3 separate regions of the Homo sapiens genome follow, and regions 2 and 3 are each linked to region 1. Evidence: chromatin contacts called from ENCODE Hi-C data. All regions are on one chromosome and are shown on one strand. Each heading gives the region's core, a stretch centred on a gene start or an enhancer-like site at or near the end of the contact. The rest is flanking DNA. Distances are from core to core; before and after follow the strand shown.

What was found. A loop is a pair of places that touch in the nucleus more often than their neighbours do. Pooled maps may share reads with other maps.
Region 2: a loop to region 1 is called in a map of CD8-positive, alpha-beta T cell, with 8 times the contacts of the local background. The contact joins the promoter of TIMM8B here to the promoter of DDX10 in region 1. A Hi-C loop is called at or near these places in 3 of 168 maps with a recorded cell type or tissue (CD8-positive, alpha-beta T cell and naive thymus-derived CD4-positive, alpha-beta T cell) and 9 of 50 pooled maps.
Region 3: a loop to region 1 is called in a map of B cell, with 8 times the contacts of the local background. The contact joins the promoter of ALG9 here to the promoter of DDX10 in region 1. A Hi-C loop is called at or near these places in 4 of 168 maps with a recorded cell type or tissue (B cell, CD8-positive, alpha-beta T cell and naive thymus-derived CD4-positive, alpha-beta T cell) and 10 of 50 pooled maps.

Annotation. Positions count from the first base shown.
Region 1 is chr11:108,663,186-108,667,593 of GRCh38, reverse strand. It overlaps DDX10 (DEAD-box helicase 10), which reads right to left and starts at 2,525. Exons shown (of 18, transcript NM_004398.4): 1 at 2,255-2,525. The coding sequence starts at 2,440.
Region 2 is chr11:112,083,598-112,088,005 of GRCh38, reverse strand. It overlaps TIMM8B (translocase of inner mitochondrial membrane 8 homolog B), which reads left to right and starts at 1,250. Exons shown (of 2, transcript NM_012459.4): 1 at 1,250-1,366; 2 at 2,544-3,206. The coding sequence starts at 1,283. The coding sequence ends at 2,711. It overlaps SDHD (succinate dehydrogenase complex subunit D), which reads right to left and starts at 1,133. Exons shown (of 4, transcript NM_003002.4): 1 at 1,047-1,133; 2 at 33-149. The coding sequence starts at 1,098. NKAPD1 (NKAP domain containing 1) reads right to left here. Exons shown (of 6, transcript NM_018195.4): 6 at 2,856-4,408. RefSeq lists enhancers at 1-169, 863-1,132, 496-1,695.
Region 3 is chr11:111,869,482-111,873,889 of GRCh38, reverse strand. ALG9 (ALG9 alpha-1,2-mannosyltransferase) reads left to right here and starts at 2,309. Exons shown (of 15, transcript NM_024740.2): 1 at 2,309-2,538; 2 at 3,520-3,658. The coding sequence starts at 2,408. RefSeq lists a silencer at 2,364-2,673.

The DNA of each region.
Region 1 (4,408 bases), core at 1,276-3,775:
CACTCTGGGTGGCTAATAACTTCGGTTTTTTGAAAGAAGAAACTGAGACTTAGAGGGATGAAGAAACCTGGCTAGCCAATACCTGAAGAGTGAGATTTAAACCAGGTCAGCCTGACCACAAATAACTTACTCTGCAGCAGACTAGAACATGTTGACACGCTGTATTTGACAATTTTTCTAAAAGTAACTGTGAGCCAAGGAAGGGTTCTAATCGGCAGTAAAATGATTAGATCTTCATCTTGGAAAGAATCATTCTAGCAGAAGTACAGAGGACAAATTAAAAGGTTTAAGGCCTAGGGGACAAAGCCCATCAGCCACCTGTTTCACTAATTAAAGTTTTACTGAAAAACAACACCCATTCATTTAAGTATTTCTATGGCAGCTTTTGTATTACAAGGGAACAATTGAGTAGTTCCACCCTTAGGACTACAAAGCTGAAAACATTCACTATCATTTACAGAGAAAGTTTGCTGATCCCTGTTGAAAGCAATATTTACTATAGTAATCCAGGCAAGAGATGATGGGGACTGAAGACAATGCAGTAGGGATGAAGAAGCATTTGAAAAATGTAAGCAGAACAGATCAGCAGTGTGACCGACTGGATATAAGAGTAGGTAAGAGAGAAGTAGCTAAGACTGCTCCTAGGTTTCTAGCTCTACGGTCTGCTGAGATGGTGGAGCTAGGATGTGGTGCTGAAAATGATCCCAACTCATGTCCATGTATTAACTTCTGGAAGGGATGAATGTTACCTTACATGGCAAAAGTGACTTTTCAGATGTGATTAAATTAAAGATCTTGGGATGGGGTGATTATCCTGGATTATCTGTGTAGGCCCTAAACGCAATCGTAAGCGCCCTTATAACAGAGGAACAGAGATAGACTGACACAGGAGAAGGCAGAGACTGGAGTTATGCAGCCACAGGCCAAGGAATGCCAGCAGCCACCAGAAGCTACAAGAGGCAGGAAACAGATTCTCCCCTAGAACCTCTGGAGGGAGCAAGTCCCTGCTGACACCTTGATTTTGGCCCAGTGAAACTGATTTCAGACGTATGGCCTCCAGAACTGTGACAAGGTAAATCTCTGTTGTTGCTGGGCTTTTTTGTTTGTTTGTTTAAGACAGAGTCTCACTCATGTCACCCAGTCTGGAGTGCAATGGTGCGATCTGGGCTCACTGCAACCTCTGCCTCCCGGGTTCAAGCGATTCTCTTGCCTCAGCCTCCCGAGTAGCTGGGATTACAGGCACCCACCACTAGGCCCAGCTAATTTTTTTGTATTTTTAGTAGAGGCGGGGTTTCACCATGTTGGTCAGGCTGGTCTCGAACTCCTGACCTCAAGATCTCTGTTGTTTTAAGCCGCCAAGTTTGTGGTAATTTGTTACAATGGCAACCTTAGTTACAAGAATGTTCCATCTGTTAAATCCCTGATTGTACTGCACTAGAAGGGGGCTGAGAAGCTGAAAGATGTGGGTGAAGACCAACAAACATGGGATTTAGGGAAAGGGAAAAGAGGAATTGACAGACCTGTGGAGTCTGGAGGTTGGGGGAAGAAGTCAGGAGGTCAAAGTGATCATTACAGGTATACTCATCTGGGAACACCAGCTACAATGTGGGGATGATAGGTGACAGAAACAGACCAGCGGTCCAGCTTTTCTAGGCCAATTCTTGGATGGGGACATGAAGCCTGTGGAGAAAATGAGGTGGCCACAGGAAGGAGCATAGATGATGTTGAGGGATGCAGTCTGGCTTCATGGTTAAAAGCAAAGGCTTTGGGATTAGAAAGACATGGATCTAGCTTCCAATTCCACACCACCTACTAAGCGTGAAAGATTCGGACAAGTTTCATTCCTCTTAGAACCTCAATTATCTCATCTGTTAAATAGGATTATTAATATCCATACCTCAGATCAAGTCAAACAATTACTGTAAGCACATGGTGAGTGCTTAAAAATGTAGGTGTCATTATTACCACTATTGTCATCAGTATTATTAATATGAATATGACTGTAGCTATTACAGCATTAGTCTCCCTACCCTTAGGTACGGCCGCATTTCTATTATTTTTTTAGGAACAGTGTGGCAAGCAGAAGAGTGGCCAGAACGGTGCAGAGGTTTGAGCTGTGGCACCCGGCGTGACCTCTCATTCCCGGCCGGGTCCCGGTGACAGATCCGCCGCCTCCACTCTGCAACTCCTCGCCGCAGTGAGACGCTGCCCCGCTGCTGGCCGGCCCGAGCCCCCTCCCCAGCGCCGGCCTCACCTTTTCATAGTTCTGCATGAGGCGGCTGATACTCTCGCGCTCGACCTGCCATTCGGGTTTCTTCAGTTGCTTCCTCAACTGCTTCTTTTTGTTCTGCCTATGGCTGTGTTTTTTCTTCCAGCGATTGAAGCTCCGCACCGGGTCGGGTCGGGCTCCCGAACCCGGAGAGTTGGCCGTTTTGCCCATTGCGGCGGCGGCGGCGACAGCTCGGATCAACCCCAGACACGAGACACCTAAGGCCAGACTCACGGAACCAGCATGGGACAAACGCACAGAGGCGCATGCGCGAACTCAGAAGCCCGCCCCCGAGCTTTTGAAACCGGGGCACGCGCCAATGACGTCAGGAAAAGGAGGGCTGTGATTGGCGAATTGGCTCCTGCTGGGAGGGGCAGCCTGGGGAAACGGGGGCGCAGCACTCCACGGAAGGGGGCGAGCTGAGCCGAGCCGGGAGCACGCCGGCTCTTTAAAAAAAAACGCATGCGCACTGTTGTTGTTACTATGGTGACGTCATACACTGACCCTTTAAGGGCTATTAACACATTTGCTCCAGGTTCAACTTTGCTAAGCGTTCGTGAGTATGTGTGTAAACACATACAATCTGTGAATGAAAATTGTGACCCTCGTTTTGCACTTTTCGGGCCAACGAGCCAAAAGATTTGCCCAGAAGTAAACAGCTAGTTAGTGACTTCTGATTTCCATCCATGGTGGTTGTACTTCCTCAGGAATAAAAATGAATATTCTATATTCTTCTTATGCCCCTCTGGGTTTTCCTTTTCCTCTGGGCCCCTCAGACTCTAGCTGCAACAGCAAGGAAACTGGAACGGAATCAAATTGAATTTGCCTTAAAATGCTTTTATGGAGACAAAATGATAACTAAACGTAAGGAGGTAGGTAATAGAGGCCGGGCACGGTGGCTCACGCCTGTAATTCCAGCAATTTGGGAGGTCGAGGTGGGTGGATCACCTGAGGTCAGGAGGTCGAGACCAGCCTGGCCAATATGGTGATGCCCTGTCTCTGCTAAAAATACAAAAATTAGCCAGGCGTGGTGGTGCACACCTATAATCCTAGCTACTTGGGAGGCTGAGGCAGGAGAATCGCTTGAACCCCGGGGGCGGAGGTTATAGTGAGCCAAGATCGCCCCACTTCACCACAGCCTGGGTGAAAGAGTGAAACTCCGTCAAAAAAAAAAAAAAAAGGAGGTAATAGAAAAGTTATTGCAAGTTGGACATTTAAGTGAACTGGCTTTCAATGAATTGAATTTTTTGACACATTTACCTACAGCCTCCAGGAAAACACCGGATGTGGGTGGGAGAGCTTAGCTGTAGCAAAGGAGATTGGAAAATTGAGTTCAAAGTTCACAGGCAGAATTTTGGGCTCTCAAATTTCCTTTCCAACCCCACATATCCAGATCACTACTCTCAACTCTATGCCCATCCTCCAAACAAGACATGGCTTATTGGAAGGGAGTGAGGACAGGAGGTGAACAAGAGAATTTCCACACTCAGGAACACTAGATGTGGTAGACAGTAAAGCTCAATAAGGAGTGATTACATGAAAGTGTATATACATCCTCAAAAAATTAAAAATAGAACTCCACGTGAGCCAGCAATTTCACTTCTGGGTATGCATAGCCAAAATAATCGAAAGCAGGGTCTCAGATATTTGCATACCGTGTTCACCACAGCACTATAGCTAAAATGTGGAAGCAACCCAGGTGTCTATCAACTGATGAATGAGTAAACAAAACATAATATGTACCTAAAATGGAATATTATTCAGCCTTCATAAAGAAGGAATTTCTGACACATGCCACAACGTGGATAAACTTTAAGAATATTAAGCTAAGTGAAATAAGCCAGTCACAAAAGGACAAATACTATATATGGTTCTATTTATATGAGAAACTTAGAGTTGTCAAAATAATAGAGAAAGTAGACTTGTGGTTGCCAGGGACTCAGGCAACCAGGGGGTTACTGTTTAATCAGTGCAGAGTTCCAGTTTGGTAAGATGAAAAGAGTTCTGCAGATTGGTTGCACAACAATGAGAATGTAATTAATGCAACTGAATTGTATACTTACAAATGGCTAAAATGGTAAATTTTATGTGATGTGTATTTTACTACATATGTATACCACATATGCATACCTACAGAAC
Region 2 (4,408 bases), core at 1-2,500, 3.4 Mb before region 1:
CCCAGAAAGCAGCAGCGATGGAGAGAACATACAATGGTGGCTCGGTGACAAGTGTATGTGCTGCACTCCACACCATTCTGGGATAGGTCGGTCCTGAAGAAATGCTGAGATATGAGCAGGTCTGACCACTGGAGTTCGAAGCAACAGAGCTGAGGAAAGAGTCATTAGGATGATCATAAGAACCTCTCCTTTAACAGGACTGACAAACTTTCTAAATGACCATAGGTAAGCTACTTAACAATAAATAGGGGATAACATCTTATTTGTAAAATGAAGATAGCATCTATTTCACTGGGGTTACTGTGAAGTTAAGACCAGGGAACATCTGCATGTTCCCTACTTTATTTAATGACACCTCAGGCATTCTTTAACCTAACTCAGTAATCTGGAAATCATGAGAGACTTTTCCCCTAAATTCAATCGCCAAATCCTATTGGCGTATCTCTTTAACAGTTCTTGAGACAATCTTCTTTTCTTTGTGCTACTTTCCTAGTTCAGGACCTCATCTTGCCCGGACTACTATGACAGTGTTTTCCTCATCAGAATGAAAGCTCGTTGAGGGCGGGAACTACGTTTTCTTCACATTTGTATCCTAGCATTACTACAGTACCTGAGGTAACACAAATGCCCAGGTTAAATGATTTTCGAACTGATCCCCCCTCCACTCCCACATCCAAACACACCAACTCCAGAAGAAATGGGCAAGCTCCTAACCCTCTTTCCCGACTCAGGGTGGGAGCGAGTGGGGAGCATTCTAGGGACAGTGAACGGGGAGAAAACAGAACTGCTATGTGGATTAGCCTCATCAGGACTGCGACTTCCAGAGGGAGCTCTCTTTCTGATTATTCCCTCAACTCGTCAGCTCACAGCAAGTGAAATATACCTTCGGGTAAACATCTGGACCCCTAGACTACAGTGGTCATTGCTGTGATTTCGGTATTTTCTTCTCCTCAAGAGATCTCCCACCCGGCAGATGAGTCCTCACTTCCATCCCCTTCCCTGGCTGGAGGCTACGCTAAGCACCTCAGGGTGGGAAGACCCCTCACCTCGGCCTCCTAGGGCACCGCAAACGGCACTCAGCCTCCAGAGAACCGCCATCTCGTTCCTGAGGGCTCAAGGTCATCCACCAACCCGGAACCACTTAGGCGACAATTCCCACCCACGACGACGAAAGAAAACAGGGAAGAGGAAATGCTGGGTGAACCGGAAGTCGAGAGGCGGTGCACACCCGTCGCGCATGCGCAAACACAGCTGTCGGAAGGTGGCGAGCCTGAGGCGAACAATGGCGGAGCTGGGCGAAGCCGATGAAGCGGAGTTGCAGCGCCTGGTGGCCGCCGAGCAGCAGAAGGCGCAGTTTACTGCACAGGTGCGGGGACGGGGAGGGTGAAGGGAAAGGAAGTTTCACCTTCCTTGGTGGTCCTGGGCACGCTCGGAGGTCTGTACACTGGCGGCTCACTGGTGCTCGATCCCGGCTGCATCCCATTCCCCTCACGAAAGACAAAGTTATGGCTCTCCTGTCCCTGGTGACCGGTAGTGCTCAGGTGCCAGGTATATAAGCGTAGCGTGGAGAAAAGAAAAGGTGTAAAACAGGGAAGATTTGGGCGACGCAAGGGTACGGGAGACTAGTTAGCCGGCGACATGACTGGGCTGGCATTCGAAAGATCTGGGTTCTCATCCTCCCTCTGCTCCTTGCAGGCCACGTGCCCGTAGAAAAGATACTCATCCACTGTGGGTTTTGGTGTCGCCGTCACCCCACTGCCTCACTGGATTGTGAGGATCATATGCGACAATGTATTTGAAAACGACTAGAACATTATCGGAGGAAGGTGGACTCTGAAGTAGTCGCTGTAGACTATGGATGTAGAACAAGGGTTTGGAGCCCTTCGGACATGGTTCTAACGCGGCCTGACTTCTTGCTGGCTACATGACCTTGGACTACATAATCACGCCTCTTAAATGGGAGGTGATGACAGCTATCCTTGAGGACCTTAGAGAGAACTGATTTCTTAGTACCCAGCCTCACAAATAGTAAGCTCTTGGTAAAATGGTTTTTTCCTTTTGGGTGGGAGGAAGAGGGTGCTCGGATGACCAGCAAGAACCCTGGCTAGAAATCTTTGGGCCCTGAACATTCTAATGACAGTGCACATAATTTCTGTGCCTGTATGTGCATTTTTCTGGGGAGTGGATCCATAACCCCCAAAAGGTTAATGGAAGAATTACCTTGTCTAGGGGATAGGTTTGGAATAAAATGAGTGCAATAGTTTGGGAAAATTAATTGGTTCCCTAGTTGGTTCACAATGGTGCTAGCTACTTTGGGGAATATAAAAGGTTATTAGTCCTACCTGAGAATGTACAATCTGTAGGGACGAGGATCTGGATCAATATTGGTGACTAATTAGGAAATGAAGAAAGAGAAGAGCCCAAAGTGACTCCGTGGTTGATTTAAAGAATGGTTTTGTCAGGTGTCAAAAAGTGAGAAGTTAATAAACAAGAGTTAGGCCTATCTGCAGACCCCAATGGTTACTATTTTTCTTTCCTTTTAGGTGCATCACTTCATGGAGTTATGTTGGGATAAATGTGTGGAGAAGCCAGGGAATCGCCTAGACTCTCGCACTGAAAATTGTCTCTCCAGCTGTGTAGACCGCTTCATTGACACCACTCTTGCCATCACCAGTCGGTTTGCCCAGATTGTACAGAAAGGAGGGCAGTAGGCCATCCCCCAGGAGAATGACAGAAGCAAAGGACTTGTTACTAAGCAGATTTAAGGGTCAGTGGGGGAAGGCTATCAACCCATTGTCAGATCAGCATCAGGCTGTTATCAAGTCTGTTGGTGCTAAAAAGTAAAAGATGAAATGTTCAAAGAGTGAAATTTATTTATTTGGAATTCAGAAATTCCAGGTTGTATGACATCAGTTACTCAATAAGTGTGAATTCTCCAACTCTTCTTTTAATCCCATTTTAGAATTTAATATAGAGATCTCTGATTGGCAGGAACACTAGAAATAAATGTTCCATGGCCAGTAGTGCAAATGGGGGATTGTAGGTTTTGAAAAACCACCCTAAGCCATATTAAGGGGGTTGGAAGAACCATCGAAGCCTAAGGCATAGAAGAAAATTTGGGGTTAAGAAAGATGAAGAACAAAAAACAGCTTTATTGCTTATACATGACCAAGAAAAGGAAAACATGGCAAAAAAAAAAAAAAAAAGGCAAGATGTGTATTCCTTGCGAAAGAACAAGCCTGCTAACTTGGGAGGAAGGGAAGGTCAGGACCCAAATAGAGCCAATTTCCTGGAGATGGCCTGTTCTACTGGCACATTTTCCTGAGTCTGTGCTTAAAACCTTTCAGGTACTTTCAGGGCACAGAAACAATGCATGCTAAAAAATATATGGCCAAAGCTCCTTCCAACAAAGATTTAACTTGCTCCAGGAACAAAATAATTGCTTTAGGTTAAGAGGTAGTAATTAGAGACTATTCTTCTCCCTTTAGACCCCCACTAATCCCAAAAATAAAAATACACACCATGGAACACTGACAATTGAGTACCAAAGTATTAAAATTTAAAATAAATATCCCAAAAGGTAGCACCTGCTCATAGTTAAGGGATAGGGCACCTCTGTCCAACCATGTATTTTAAGACCAAGCACTTTATTAGAAATCTGTCCCGTAAAGAGAACAAATTTAGCAGTTAGAACTAAAAATACCAACTCATGGAATGTCATCATAGTTGTATCTACTGCTGGTGTCTTATACTGTCATGCTACTGTGAAGTAATTCCGTATTACACATCAGGAAAGTAAGGCCAGGAAGGTGAACTTACCTGCTCTGGGCCTCCTCATAACCAATGAGTGGCAGAACCAAGACCGAAAGTCTGAGTTTTCAAGCTTTTTACTCAGCCCATTAAGTGACAACCAGGAAAAAATAATACGTCACTTGATCTTTCTTCCCACAGTGAAAAAATGCACTTGCGTTCTGCCAGCCTTCTTTCAGTGATATGTTGGTTTCTTAAGAATTAACATACTAAGGATCACAGTATAGCAAAGGGAATTAATGTGGTCTCTGCTTGGTGCTTTAATCCAAAGGCAGACTGGGAAGAAGTGGATATGTCCCTGAGAAGCCTGTTTCATTTTGGAAATAATTCAACTTAGTTTCAGGGAAAACCTAAACTTCATGAACAGATTTAGAAATGAACAAGACAACATTTAAATGGCAGTTGCTGCCCTGAATCCAGAGTACCATTAGACAACATGATTATTTCCTAATTCTTCCCCATTTGGTACAGGATTATCTATGACAATTGAAGAAATAATTTGAACACAAGTCCATTTAGGCAAATATACAGCAATGGAACTAGAAAACCATTTACTATCCAATTACCATGTTTAGGCATATACTAAGTATAGCTATAG
Region 3 (4,408 bases), core at 1,060-3,559, 3.2 Mb before region 1:
GATTCTGCAGAATGCGGTACTCTAATGTGAAGTAATGTATGCTCCTGTTAATAGTTAGGCTCCACATTTGGGATTATATTCTGTGAGAGACATGACTGTCTTATTTATTCTTAGAGAAAAGCACTTGGGAAGGCAAGAATGGAAGTACAGAGACAAATTAGGAGGTTATTGCAGTAATGCAAATGAGATAATGACCTGGACCAAGGTGGTAAAATGTTGGGTTGGATAATATTTGGAAGGACTTGCTGATGAATTAAACATTTGTGTGTGGGTGAGAGAGGTGTGGGGTTAGAGAAATAAAGGAATTAAGCAAGACTACTAGGTTTTTGACCTGAATACCTAGAAGATTGGAAGTGTCATTAACTTGGATGGAAACACTGCCATACGAGTAAGTTTGGGGAGTGGGATAAAGAATCAAGGGATCTCTTACAGACACATCTATTGCTGAGCTCTCCACATTGACTATTTTGCTAACTGATGGCAGGTAATGTGATTTATCCCTTTCTTCTATCCTCAGTAGTGCTTGGTACATGTATAAGGTAGCGTTTGAAAGCTGGATCTTAAAACAAGGGCAGGAATGTGAAGGGAGAATTGTTAGGCAAGTAGGGTGTGCATTTTGGGCAGAGGACATCCATAAACAGAGATATAGATAAGGGAGCATTTGGGGGCACTTTCTAGGCTAGTTAGCTGGGATGTAAAGTGTGCATAGGAAAGTAGTGGGAGATAAGATTGGAACGGTAAGTTGGGGCTGGAGTTCATGAATACCAAATGCTAGAATAAGGAGTTTGTACTTTATTTGGTAGGCAATAGGAAAACATCCGGTGGTTTTTTATTAAGGAAGTGCCCCAGAGTAGTGCTTTGGAAAATTAACTGGTTAATGTTGCACAGGATGAATTTGAGATGAGTGATCCCTGTGGAGATGCTATTGTGTTAGTCCTACGTAGACAGGGAGGGACCTGCATTAGACTTAAATGAAAAGGAGGAGATGGGTATATGAGATACAGTTAGGCTGGGTGTAGTGGCTCACGCCTATAATCCCAGCATTCTGGGAGGCTGAGGTAAGTGGATCACTTGAGGCCAGGAGTTCCAGACCAGCCTGGCCAACATGACGAAACCTAATCTCTACTAAAAATACAAAAATTAGCCAGTGTGGTGGCAATAGTCCCTGCTACTAGGGAGGCTGAGGCAAGACAATCTCTTGAACCTAGGGGGCAGAGGTTGCAGTAAGCTGAGATTGTGCCACTGCACTCTAGCCTGGGTGAGCAAGGAAGACTCTTGTCTCAAAAAAAAAAAAAAAAAAAGAAGAAAAAGAAAAGAAAAAAAGAGTTAAGCTGGATATTTGAACTTGGTAACTAATGACTGCATGTGAGAATTGAGCAATATGATCAATCTCCATTTTCAATACTTGGGAATTTTTAGTAGGAAATCACAACCTTCTGAGACCTTGTCAAGAGATTAGCATTCCCTCTATAAACTTGTCCCAGTTACTGGCATGGAGCTCGACAGGGTAGGATATAGCTCTGTGATTAGAGGAGTGGATAGAGTGTCAGGATTAGATGAATGACCCCCAAGATATGGGGGTCACAGGTATGATATCATCAATGTGCCAGTATAAAAATGATTGTAGGAAATGAAGACCTTTCACCAGATCTGGTGGGAAGAGAGAGCATGGGCTTTCCGGTAAGATAGTCCTGGGCTGGAACATAGCTCCACCATTTACTAGCTCCAAGTTTATTTAGTTTCCTGGTAAATAAAACAAGGTTGTTGTATTAAGTTTAAAAAGGATAAAATATGTAAAATGCCTACCACAATGCCGTAGTAGCGATGACAGTGATGGACATCTGGTTCAATTTGCCGCACAGAATTTCATCAGTCTACACTCTGCCATTACCGGTTTGTCTCTCTGAAGCAGTTTTTAGCTACAGGCTGCCTCTGTCACTCTTACCAAAATACAGAGAAGGCAAGGTGTTAAAAATGACATTTTAAGGACCTTTTAGTAGATAGCTGTGCTGTGATATTTAACTGAATACTTCACATCTCACTATGTAGATTTCTTTAATCACTTTCTATTTGTTTTTTCATTTAAATAGGGGAGCTGAGAGGTGGTTTTTTTTTTTTTTGAGAATGGAGAATGCTGAAAAGTGACGGAAAAGAGGGTTGGAGGGAGGTAGGAATGGCTAGAGTTAGAAGCAGGTGGATGGGACAGCCCTGATGAAGAAACTCCTCAGGTTCTATTTCTTCGCTACTCGGGGATCTGCCCCAATTGGCCCAGTAACGCTATAATTTAGTATTTTCTGCGCATGTCAAGGTCTTTTGTCCCTCGGCGGACACCGTTTGCCAGCCAAAGCTATGTCTGCGCGCTCACCGACTTCATAGGGTGCCGAATTCTTTTTTCCCCAGGCTTGCCATGGCTAGTCGAGGGGCTCGGCAGCGCCTGAAGGGCAGCGGGGCCAGCAGTGGGGATACGGCCCCGGCTGCGGACAAGCTGCGGGAGCTGCTGGGCAGCCGAGAGGCGGGCGGCGCGGAGCACCGGACCGAGTACGTGTGCGGCGCGGCAGGGGCGTGGCCGGCCGGCGGGGCGGTTCGGGGCTGCCCCCGGGAGGGTCTTAGCTGTGGCGCGCGGGGCTCAGTCCGGCCTGGCCTCACCGCGGGAGGCCCGAGCTCCCTCTTCAGCTAGGTCCTATTGGTCTTCCTGGGCGGGTCAGCATTCAGTCTTCGCCCACCTTAGATCCCTCCACTGCGCTGTAAAACTGCCTTGGAGTGCGGATCTGTGATGCTCCTGGGCCAGGCCTAGAGTGGGCACAGCCTCTGTGGGAGATGTAGACAGGATCAAAGAGTATACCTTTTACGGCTGTTCCTCACAGCTCCTTTTATTCTCCCTCAAGTCCCGACCCTTTACTGGGCCCATCCAACCCGCCATCACCTCTTCCCAAACCCTGGAGGCTGCAGGTTAGAACTGCATTAAGGGAGCTGTCAACATATGGAATTGGAGTAGGCTATGTACCTTGCACCTAGGCTTCTATCTGAACATAAGGGGGAATGAATAAAGCCATCAAAAGCAATGACCTTGTTAAGAAAAGAAAGAAAAGGAGAATGACAGCTTTGTGGCCTTCAAGTGAGTGATTAGTTGGCTTGGGATAAATGGAGTGACATAAATGCATTGAGCTAAAGTGTATGAGTTAATTTATGCCTTAAAAGCAGGAAGTGGAAGGAGTGATTGAGTGATTAAAGTCAATTCTTCAGAAGGCTGAGGCAGGAGGATTACTTGAGCCTAGGAGTTTAAGTCCAGCCTGGGCAACATAGCAAGACCCTATCTCATAAAAATTTTTTCTTAAAAATCTGAATTTTTATTAATTTTACTGAGAAAAAACAACTAGCTATTCACCTTTTTAGGTGAATAACTTAAGTGCTTTGATGTCCCTTGCCCTTTTTGTCCTTTCTATCTAGATTTAGGTCTTCTGATTAGCAGGTCCTTCCTGACATGCTTTTTTTTTTTTTTTTTTTTTTGCTTTTGAACAGGTTATCTGGGAACAAAGCAGGACAAGTCTGGGCACCTGAAGGATCTACTGCTTTCAAGTGTCTGCTTTCAGCAAGGTTATGTGCTGCTCTCCTGAGCAACATCTCTGACTGTGATGAAACATTCAACTACTGGGAGCCAGTAGGTGATTTCTTTAGTTTTCTCTTTTTGTTCTTGATTTTGCAGCATAGGTGTTATTACCAATCGAGAGACAAATAATATACAAGTGTGACTCCTAGTAAAATAACTGTATTTTCTTAAAAAAAAAAACAAAAAAACAGGCCTATAATCCCAGCACTTTGGGAGGCTGAGGCCGGTGAATTGCCTGAGGTCAGAAATTCGAGACCAGCCTGACCAACATGGTGAAACCCCGACTCTACTAAAAATACAAAAATTAGCCGGGCATGGTGGTGGGCGCCTGTAGTCCCAGCTACTCGGGAGGCTGAGGCAGGAGAAATGCTTGATCATGGGAGGCAGAGTTTACAGTGAGCCGAGATCACACCATTGCACTCCAGCCTGGGCAACAGAGCGAGACTCTGTCTCAAAAAACAGAGATGGGGGCTCATTATGTCACCGAGGCTGGTATTTAACTCCTAGGCTCAAGCGATCCTCTCACCTCGCCTTCCAAAGTGTTGGGATTACAGGCGTGAGCCACTGGGCCTGGCCAGTAACATGTTTTCACTTTTGTATTCTAAGCGGATGATTTACCTGCTATTGAAGGCTGTAGGGAATTTAGCTGGTTTACACAAAGGTGTAATTTGTAATTTTCTTTTTTTTTTTAAATGAAAATAATACCTGGAGATAGTTTTTAAAGTTAACAACTACTAAAATACCTAAAGGAAAAACAGTAGCTTTCTATTCCACTTCTCGTGTCCAAATCCTACTTTCCAG